Regions from separate parts of the Mus musculus genome. Here region 1 is linked to region 2. A link is a loop called in an ENCODE intact Hi-C map of the cell type or tissue named here. Cell type or tissue: left cerebral cortex. All regions are shown on one strand. Each heading gives the region's core, and the rest is flanking DNA. Links, peaks and the distances in the headings are about the cores only. Region 1 overlaps Psmf1 (proteasome (prosome, macropain) inhibitor subunit 1). Region 2 overlaps Nsfl1c (NSFL1 (p97) cofactor (p47)).

Evidence for each region. A loop is a pair of places that touch in the nucleus more often than their neighbours do. Peaks named below come from ENCODE experiments on the same cell type or tissue, not always from the same donor. Only the 100,000 strongest peaks of a DNase experiment are listed, where the experiment ranks them.
Region 1: a loop joins it to region 2, with 2.4 times the contacts of the local background. A loop is called at or near these places in 2 of 42 quality-filtered maps.

The regions. Positions count from the first base shown.
Region 1 is chr2:151,717,527-151,722,902 of GRCm38, reverse strand. It overlaps Psmf1 (proteasome (prosome, macropain) inhibitor subunit 1), which reads left to right. Exons shown (of 7, transcript NM_212446.2): 5 at 2,027-2,080; 6 at 3,260-3,418; 7 at 4,218-5,376. The coding sequence ends at 4,269. Among named protein-coding and RNA genes, the nearest start is that of Tmem74b, 18 kb to the right of the region's middle. In left cerebral cortex, for the core only: no CTCF peak of the experiment used is centred there; a DNase peak (open chromatin) is centred at 2,169.
Region 2 is chr2:151,501,251-151,506,626 of GRCm38, reverse strand. Nsfl1c (NSFL1 (p97) cofactor (p47)) reads right to left here. Exons shown (of 10, transcript NM_198326.3): 4 at 4,167-4,172; 5 at 3,448-3,613; 6 at 2,424-2,516; 7 at 1,165-1,274; 8 at 243-380. Among named protein-coding and RNA genes, the nearest start is that of Nsfl1c, 9.8 kb to the right of the region's middle. In left cerebral cortex, for the core only: a CTCF peak has its summit at 2,190 (motif pointing left); no DNase peak of the experiment used is centred there.

The DNA.
Region 1 (5,376 bases), core at 138-5,137, 220 kb before region 2:
AAGCTTGTGGGAATCCTTTGAGTAATGGTAGCTTCTGAGAGTTCAAATGGGCCATAGCCATATCATGCCAAAGGACAGTAAGAGGCTGACACAGGCAGGAAATCAGGGAGGAGTGACAGTTTCTGGTAGAGTGTATGAAGCTGAGATACTCATTTGGAAGCTTGACTGGGACTAGAAACCAAGGGTGATGGCAAGAATGATACAGGTTTGTTTCTAGCTTAATCACTGCTGTCCATTCTTTGAGGCTGATTCTATCAGCAAGTCCTTTCTTGTCCTAAAGTATGGTTTACCATCATTGAGTCTTCTTGGGTGTTACTGTTAGACCCAGGCAGTGGTAGCATATGCCTTTATTCCCAGCACTCAGGAGGCAGGCAAATCTCTCTCTCTCTCTCTCTCTCTCTATATATATATATATATTTTTTTTTTTTTTCAATGCCAGCCTGGTCTACAGAGCAAGTGTTCCAGGACGGCCAAGACTATATAGAGAAACCCTGTCATGAAAACCAATCAATCAATAAACTAGCAGAATTTAAAGAAAAAAAAAGTTGGGGATGCAGAGATTTTGTGACAGGCTCCTGCCAGCCTGCTATAAAATCTTTTACTCCAAGTCCAGAACACAGACACAACTCTGACTGCCCTAAGGTGCACACGATTATGTGATGCATTTAAAAAGGGTTCCCAGGTCTCACAGAGTAAGTTCTTAAAAGTGTGATTGCCTTGTAGTAAGGCTGGAGAGCACTTGCTGCCTGCCGGATAGCCCTGGGGATAGCCCTGACGGCCTGAGTATGTATGGGATGGGATGGGCCTAGCAACTCCCTCCTCCTGGCAGTTTTGAGTTGTTTAGCGGGCCTTGCAGCTCCCCCCTCCTTTGCGCTGTTTTGTTTCCCCTCCTCCCCACATTGTTCTGGAGAGTTGGTAACCTTTAGTTATGCTCTGTACTCTCATTCTCAGGTTTATTCTGGCGCTCTGGCATTCGCAGAGAAGGAAGAACTTAATCCTTTGGAGAGAAAGGGGGAACACTAGAGATTGCAGAGGTTTATAGCCAGTGGCCACCAGCTGGCTGTGGTGCAGAGATTCACAGTAGACGGTGGGGTTGAAAGTGTGCACAGGCCATGATGGATAGAAGGCCGAGAAGCACACACTACCCTCTGGCTCCCAGGCTTCTGTCTTGCTCCACCTGAGTAGCATTTACACTTTAGCTGCCAGGTGTTGGTTTTGAAGTAATATTTCATGTATCAAGTTCTTGACTTACATAAACTATAAGAATTTTAGCAAAGTATGAATACAATAGAATATATTTGGAGGCTATTTAATAATTTATCTTTATCTAGACTTTGCCCTTTATTGTTTTACCTTTTTAAAGATTAATTTTTTATGTGTTTGTGCCTTTGTGGATGTGTATGTACCTCATGCATGCAAGCGGCCATAGAGGCCAGAAGAAGGTGTCAAATCCCTTGGAACTGGAGTTACAGGTGGTTGTGAGCCATCTGATTTGGTGCTAGGAACCAAACATGTCTTCTAAAACAGCAGTATGCTCTCTTAACTGCTGAGCCATCTCTGCTGCCTCCGTTTTCACTTTTAATTCTTTATTTATGTATATATGGGTGTTTGGGCTGTGTGTATGTATGTATGTGTATGCCATAGAGGCCAGACAAGGGCATCATATGTTCTAGAACTAGAGTTATGGATGCTTGTGAACCATTATGTGATGCTGGAATTGAACCCAGGTCCTTTGGAAAAGTAGCCAGTGCTCTTAACCACTGAGTTGTCTCTCCAGTTCCCCGCCCGTCCCCCGCATCCACCCAGTTTTACCTTTCGTTCAGCTCTTCATATTATTTCCAGTTTAATGTGATCAGTATTAATCTCTGCCAAGGACCACTTTCAAGTATTCCTTACGTTGTGATCTTATGAAAGTTTCTTCCTTGTCTGGTGTTCGGTGTGTCTCTTCTGCATCAGCTTCAAGCCCCTGGGAGCATAGGTGCTTGGCTGCTCTGGGAATTGTGGTAATTGTCCTTGTTTGTTTCAGGCGTGATCCCCTGAGCCCATTTGCTGTCGGGGGAGATGACCTAGACCCTTTTGGGTGAGTATTTCTGGGGAGGCAGCAACAGTATAATTTGCTTAGTGGCTTGCAGCCCAGCTCATCCCATTTTAGAGCTTTCGTCAGCCTCCCCTCCCTTTGGAGTGAAGGAGGTAGTGATGAGTGGCTGAGGAGTCACTGCTACTTTCTGTGGTCTGCCATACCCAGAGCAGTTCAGAGAAAGACCTGGGACCCTCCTGGGCAAGAGTCATAAGGATGCAAAAGGAAAACCACACAATGGGCCACAGGCTGTAGAGTAACAGCTCAGGCTATTTAGTGGTTACCTCATTCCACAAAGGGAGTATCCTCTGATTCTCATCCTGTATCCAGCAGAGGTTCTGTACCCTCAGCTCTGCAGTGTTCTCTGAGTGAGTCAGATGAGGTTTAACTCCTGCTGAAGAGTGACCCCACTTTTAGCATCTCAGTTTTAGATCATAGGACTCACTTAACTCTTCAGAGCGGCTCAGACAGTGACCTCAGCATGTAAGCCTATTTATCTCAGCTTGAGTGCATGAAGTCAGGTCTGTGGAACTCAGTGAGGGACAGAGAATGGCAGGAGCCAGGCTTGGGCAACCCACAGGCAGTTAGCAGCTGTGCTGAGGCCCTTAAGAAAATAGCAAACCCTCGGCCAGGCGGTAGTGGCGCACGCCTTTAATCCCAGCACTTGGGAGGCAGAGGCAGGCGGATTTCTGAGTTCAAGACTAGCCTGGTCTACAAATTGAGTTCCAGGACAGCCAGGGCTATACAGAGAAACCCTGTCTTGAAAAACCAAAAAAAAAAAGAAAAAGAAAATAGCAAACCCTCATCATGGTATTGACGCTATTACTCCTAGACTTAGGATAAACTCTGCAGAGCTGGAGAGTTCTGTATTGATCCTGGCCAATTCTAGCTCTGGTTCTTGACCAGTTGATCTTACTAAATGTAAGATGTGTCAGAGATCTCTGTCCTGTGGGCTCACGGAATCCTTACAGAACTTCCTCTGCTGCTGCAGGCCCTTTGGCTCCAGTGGTGCACAACTTTGTGTGCTCTTTGTATTCTTGTTCACTCTGACTTGCTCTCCTGTCTTCCTGGACTTCTAGAGTAGTCATGCTGGTCAATTTTTATTCACTATATGCCTGTCTCTCTTCTTCAAGGGCAGTAGTCTCTGTAACACCTGCTTACCCAGCTTCCTTCCTGTCTCAGGTGTCAGAGAGGTGGCATGATTGTGGATCCCCTGAGATCCGGCTTCCCAAGAGTACTTATTGACCCATCCTCAGGCCTCCCAAACCGGCTTCCTCCTGGTGCTGTGCCCCCAGGAGCTCGCTTTGACCCCTTTGGACCCATTGGGACCAGCCCATCTGGGTAGGTATTCACTCAGGTATGCTGAGAGGTGGGACCTGATGGCAGCTCCGCTTAGCTTAGTCCAGCACTGCAGCCGAGGTATCTGACTCCAGGCACAGCTGCCATGCTGCCTCCCTGGAGGCCTAGGGGGTCTCTCCTCACCTTCTTCCCTTGGTGTCTTAGTTGGAGTTATCATTGCTGTGATGAAACACCATGAACAAAAAGGATCTTGGGAGAGAGTTTATTTGACTCCATATCACGGGTTCATCGTTAAAAGAAGTCAGGACAGGAACTCGAAGAGAGCAAGAACTTGGAGACAGGAGCTGGTGCAGAGGCCATGGAGGAGTGCTGCTTGCTAGCTTGTTCTCCCTGGCCTGCTCAGCCTGCTTTCTTACAGAACCCACCAGCCCATGGGTGGCCCCAGTCACAGTGGGCTGGGCTCTCCCCCATCAATTAAGGAAATGTTCTACAGGCTTGCCTGTAGTCTGATCTTGTGGAGGCATGTTCTCTCAATCAAAGTTCCCCCTCTCAGATGACTATAATTTGTATCAACTTTATGTAAAACTGTCCAGCACGCTATTGACCCTGCAAGGACAACACAGGAGAAGAAATGCTTATGTCAATAGTTCTTTTATAGATGAGAAGGGCAAGGCCAGGAGACTGGGTGTTTAAGCCATGGTAAAATTTAGTTCCAGGCCATCTGGCCCTAGAGTTCATGATCTTAAACTCCATGTCACTCTGTGGGCCTCCTCCATACGGGGCATGTTTCTTGCGTACTCAGCCTCATTCTCCAATTCATTAGACCCTCTTTACATTGCAGACCTAACCCTGACCATCTTCCCCCACCGGGCTACGATGACATGTACCTGTGAAGGCCTCAAGAATGTAACAGCTCAGCCTCCCTTTTACTCTCCAGGAGCTGCCACCACTGGCCCCATCAGCGTCAGTATTCTTGTGGGCTTGGGGCAGAGGATTCTGCCCATGTGTTTGCAGGCCTGCTGGGGTTGCATCCCCAGCCCTTGTCAGAGCCGAGGTGCCTGCTGCAGCACCCCACCAAGCTGCATATAGGTCCCACGGAGAAATTAGTGTGTCTCAATCACCAGCTCCTCCCCACTTGCAAGGAAGACTCCGGCAACATCAGCCCTCCACCCGATGCAGTCGCGGTCACAGCGCTATAAGAACAGAACGCATTTTGGATGTTATTATTAAGAACCAAATGTCAATACAGAATACATGTTGCCAGTCTTCCACGCTCCTTTTTGTTAATGCACAAACTCTTAAGAGTGTGATACTGCATAGGACTACGGGATTCCTACAGGGCATTCTTCTCAAGCACCCTCGAGTCACAAGTTACTCTTGCTCCTGACATCACTAAGATGAGCCCCACCCAGGCTTTCTGGGTGGAAGTGTGATTGGAATCCATGAGCCACAAGGATGATTTCACCAAAGCAGGCACACTAGAAAAACTGCCATCTCCTCCCAAGGGCATGCTCAACCAGTTGCTCTGAGCAGCCTGTTGACTCTCCCTGGGCTGCAGTGGCCTGTAAGTAGAGGAATAAACAGAACAGACCTGTAGGCTAGTTTCATAGTGACCCTAAAGAAGTCCTTTCTCTTAGGAGCCTAGTAACGACCTGTGAAATCAGAGGTGCCTTCACTGGAGCTCTGTAGTGAGCTGTGTGGATGGGAATAGCCCTAGGTACTAGAGAAGAGAAAACGAAGGTACGCTGTGTCTATTACCTGCTCTTCATGTCCTCCTGGGACTGACAAGAGCATAGGAACATGGGTCCAGCCAGGAGGAAGGGGAGCCTTTGTCTTTGGAAGCCTGTGTCCAAGCTCTCCCAATCTGTAGAATTATCTAGATATTTGAAGCCCCAGCTGACAGGCACTGGCAGTGCTCTACCCCTGTGCCATAAAGCTGGAAGAGCACAATGGCGTACTGTTCCAGGAGACACCAAATCAAGTACCAAGCGCTTCGTTCC
Region 2 (5,376 bases), core at 309-5,308:
GCAAGGACTCTTAGCAACCCTACTTTACAGCTGAGGAAACGGAGGCTGTGCAGTCTAAGATCACTCAGCTGTAAAGGAAAGACAAGCAGAGACTTAGCTCAGGTCTGCATACTCCAGAACCTATACTCTCCCTTCTGTGAAACACAACTCAACTACTCTGCCACTACTCTCACTGAGATCCTCACAATGAGAACACAGGACTGGCTGATGGGACTGATGGTCCAACTGACACTGCTTCTCACCTGCCCAGTTTCTGGCCCTCGCCAGTGAAGGCTTTGAAAGCTCCCTTGGGCTTCACGAAGTCCTCATCCCGATGATCCTCCATATCCAGGTTCACCTGCCCACCATGCGCTAACCTCCGAAGCTCTGCAGGAACCTCCCTAAGGAAAAAGGCAATGGTGGGTTTATTTTGAGATGGATGGAAACCTGATTAAGTTGTTATTGTCAACTTGATACCCTGTGTAGTCATCAGGGAAGAGAGAACCTCAATTGAAGAACTGCTTTTCCCAGAATGGCTTGCGGCCATCTCTCTAAGAGACTGTTTTCATTGACAAGTGCTGTAGGAAGGCCAAGCCCACTGAGGATGACACTGTCTAGGCAGGTGAATCTAGTTATTAAGATAGCCAGCAGAGCAGGCGTCAGTGAGCAAACAAGCAGCTTGTTACAAACCCCATTCTCCTTTAGTTGCTTTCATTCTGGGTTTAATCCCAGCAACAGAAAGCAAATGAGAACAGTGCACAAGATGAGACCAAACCTCTCAATCCCTTTGCTTTCTCAAGCACTTCTTCCTCTTTGTCTCCATCTCTCCCTTTCTCTATCCCTGAGGGCTTTTCATGAGGACAGGAACTGGGGAGATGAAGGAAATTCCATCCCCCAAAGCCACCATAGCATTTTTCACCCCAATGGCCTGAGAGGAGAGAGACTCTCTGTCACCAGGGTCTGGTTATGGAAGTGTCTGTCTCCACCTTCTCAGTCACAGCACGGCCTGCTTATTTGGCTACTTAGCTATGCCTCAAGGAAAACAGCTAAAAATGGACAAGGTTTTTGGAGTGATCTGTGAATCTTTATGTCAAATTGTGCTAAATCTGTTTTAATAACTTTTCTTCCTTTCCCACCTGACAGCTCATTCACGAAAGTGAGACTAACATGGGCTTTTCTGCTTACCCTCTACGGATAGACTCCAGAAACTGGGCATTGGATGGGTCTTGGTAGCTTCTAAGGTCACCATTGTCTAGGCTGAATCCAGTTTTCCAGAGCTTTAGCACTACATGAACCTGTGACAACAGGAGGTAATAAGCACGGAGTTACAATGACAGGAACCTAGAAAATGCAACTGAACCTATAAATGAGTGAGTTTTCACTATCTTACATTACTACAAAAACATCAACAATCAGACAAATACACACATGACAAGGAGTATCAACCAAATACATCACACCAACCTAAACTAGGGACATGCTATGACGCAGGTTAGGAGAAGTGGGCATTGTTCTAAGGAGAGTTTGCTATCGAGGTGACTATATAAGAAATGACTCAATCCCAGCTGTGGCTCCCTATTTTGCAGTTACTAAAAATGATTATCTGGAAGCTGGAGAGATGACTCGGTGGTCAAGAGCATGTAGTGCCCTGACAGGACCCAACTTTGGTTCCTAGTTCCTAGCACTTATGCCAGGTGGCTCCCAACTGTCTTTAACTCTCATTACTGAAAATCTAAACACCCTCTTCTGGCCTCTGTACTCATGTGCATATCCCCTGTCCCCTTCACATAAAAAAGAAAGAAATTTCAAGAACATATCCACAATTTGTCAACTTTCTATACACACTTACAGAAAAAAGTTTGAAAGGCTAACAGCTAATGCACTGGTGGCCACTGCTACAAGTCTATAAAAGTTTTACTGTCTTCCTGCTTGACTTTATTTGGGAATAAAACTAAAATGATTTAAAATATACATCACAGAAATGAATGGAAATAAAGGTAGACCAAATTATTTTGTAGCATATTAAATTTTTTTAAAGACTCAAAATTATATAGTATCACTGCCTGGAGGGTGTGTGTGTATAAAGAAAACTCAAGCAAAACGAAACAAAACAAAACCAACCAAATCCATCCATATTTCAGGCCTTCTTTGGCATTTTCAAGGTTCTTCAACTATCCCCAAAATACCAGGGAATCACTCCCCCCACCACACTGCCCCCTTGTGTGTGATCCAAAGAACACTCAAGAAACCTTGTGTCCATCTTCTTCCCCATTCCTGCCCTGGCCCTCTAACCACCAAGTGAAAACTGTCATTTTTATGTAAGTCCCCATTGAGACCACAGCAGGCTCGTCTTTTAGAGGCTGCTCGTTCACACACGTAACTAGTCCCTTTTGAAATGGGCACAATGAACAGTCCACAAGCATCTCTGAGGAAGGGACACTCACATCCTGGCCTGAATGCCGCCTCCTTTCTCCTGCCACATAGGCAGACTCTTCCTCTGGTGCTGCTCCAAGGCGGTAGCCCCCTCCTGCAAATGGCTATAAAGGACAAGTTCATAAACACTTGGTGGTGGAATTACTCAGGTACAAAGACATTTTTAGGATGAGGCAGAGAAGTAACATTCTGATCAAGCTTGTTAACTACTGAATAGCAAACACAGGGACAAGGTTTGCTTGTGTTTGCCCCTTGTTCCAGGGGCAGGATAAGAGGTGAAAGCTGGAATACCCAGCTAAAGGGAATAGCTACTATTCTCAGTATAAACTCATAATAATAATGGCTATGCAGGAATATGGGTATAGGACAGTAACAATGATGTTTTGATTTTCCTAAGGACAGAAATCTTTACATAAAAACTGGTGATGAAGCTGGGCATGATGGAGCACAGCTTTATCCCCACAACTTGGGAGGCAGAGGCAGGCATCTCTGTAAGCTTGAGGCAACAAACATGGTCTACAGAGAATTCTAAAAACAGACAGGGCTGCACAGAAAAATCCTGTTTTGAAAAAGCAAAAAACAAATAAACAAAACCCCCAAATTCCTCCCTCAGGAGAGGACCTTGGTCTTGCAAAGATTATATGTCCCAGTACAGGGGAATGCCAGGGCCAGGAAGTGGGAGTGGGTGGATTGGGGAGCAGGGCGGGGGGAGTGTATAGGGGACTTTTGGGATAGCATTTGAAATGTAAATGAAGAAAATATTTAATAAAAAAATTGTTAACAACAAAAAATTCCTCCCTCCTTAAATTCAGTAATGAATTTAATTACAGTGAAATAAAGGAAAACACTAAGCTGGCCAATTTGGATAGGTAGGTTTCTGAGCTCTGATCTAGCTCACAGACACATTAGTCTTCTACACAGAAGAACAAATAGCCAAGTGAAGAAACAAAGGAGCCAATCTCTGCTAGAGAGAAGCAGGCTTCCCTCTCCACTGTGGAACTCAATTCTTTTGGCTACAACAACCCTTATGCTCACTCTCGGTTTACTGGTCTCTCCAGGGCTCTTGGTCACTCGTTCCACAGCTACAGCCCCATGCTCTTTGGCACCCTTAAACAGATCATCCACCAGCTCGTTGGGACTTTTCTTCCGGGGAGGACCAACAATCTGCTGTCCACTTCTCTCTGAGCCCCCAGCATAAAACCTGTGTGTGAAATGCCAAACATACCAAAAATAAACAGAAGATGTACCAGGTTCTGGGTGCACTGAAGCAAAGGGTATATTGTCTTTAAGAAACTTATTGACTAGCTAGAAAAACACATAAGGGTGCAAGCAGATATGATGCAAAGGGAGCAGCCATCAAGTCAGTGAGGGTCTCAGGGACAATGGTGGTGGCAGCATGGAGATGGGGAGACAGGGACAACAACCAAGGCTGCTATTTCCTGGGATCTCTTGAGGATGAGGTTATCAGGTAAGAGATGGGGGAAAAACATTCCAGGCATGCACAACAACACATTAATGAAGGAGGCTCTCAGCAGGAACCATCCTTCTGCAAGCCCCTTTCCAGGAGGCAACTGTGGTCCTAGTCAGAAGCAGCTAACTCTAAGAGTTTTGGATTAATGTTGGTGGTGTAGTTAGTACAAGCAGCTAGGATCCAGTCCTGGCTCTGCAATTGTATGACCTGAATAGTAAGCCAGTGCACTGCTTTGCATACTTTATTGCTTTAAAATGAAAGAAGGATTACATGCCCTACCTACCTGCTCCTTAAGTCAGAGTCGAGGTTCAAATCAGCAGATGTATGCAAAAGAGCAAGCAGAGCAATGTACGTGTGAGGCTGACTGACACCACACCATAATTCCCCCAAGACTCACTTCACCTGCCATTCTTATGATGTACATTGGGAGCCTCAAGAGATGCACTAGAAGCCAGGAAAGCTCCAATCTCAGAAATAAGCTCCAAGATACCTAGTAGTACTCTAGTAGTCCAAGATCAGCTTGAGATTAAACCAGCACTTTTTAAAATTTGGATCTAAGAAGGTGCTATCATGTAGCTGCTTCCTCACCAGTCTTAACAGGAGGCAACACTTAGGCCCTGGCTGAGAATGTTTCAGGTCTAAAGTGAGTGGGGTCTAAAGTAACCAAGGAAGCTAAAGGGCTGTGAAATAGTGGAAGGTCACAATGGAAGCTGTGACCAGGCTGGAGAAGATAGAGGTGGTATTTGGAAGCTAGGCTGGGGCTGTGATAATTAGTGCCCTTCTACTTGAGGAGTACAGAACCTTAAAATTACCAATATCTACAAGTCTCCAGTATATTTAAAAGCAAAGTTCTGAGGTAGTGTGAAGCACTACATGAACATGTGACTCCTCAGATCTCTACAGAGAAGTCACTACATTTCTACAATGGTTATCTTCTCATCTCCCTGAGGAATGCTTGAAAGACCAAAGCGGACCCATGGAGAATAAACACCTGAGAAATGAGGCTATAGCCAGATTATTCTTGTTCAATCCACGTAAATACAGTCTGCCTGGGCTGAAAAGTCTTAGTTGAAGGAACTTTAAGTCTTAGTTTAATAACTGGGAGCCAGTGAATAACAGCCTTAAAAGTATTATGTTCTTGACCTGGTGTTTCTGTTAGAGAAATTACTGTAAGGAAATAATTCAAAACTGGTCAAAGATTAACATAAACGGTGTTCACAGAATTGACATTTACAGTAGTATAGACACAGACTCACCAAAACTATGGGACATATGGGCTAGCAAAGTCATGGAAAACAGGAATTTCAGTGTCAGCAGGGAAGTATCTAAGACCTTGCTTAATCCAACACAAGAAACTAATCATCTTCACCATGTTATAATCAGAACAAGGACTGCATAGAAACATAACAAAATATTAATGGTAATTATCAAAGGATAAACACTATACTTTCATTCTGTAAGTCTCATTTTCTACAATGAAACAATAATTCTAT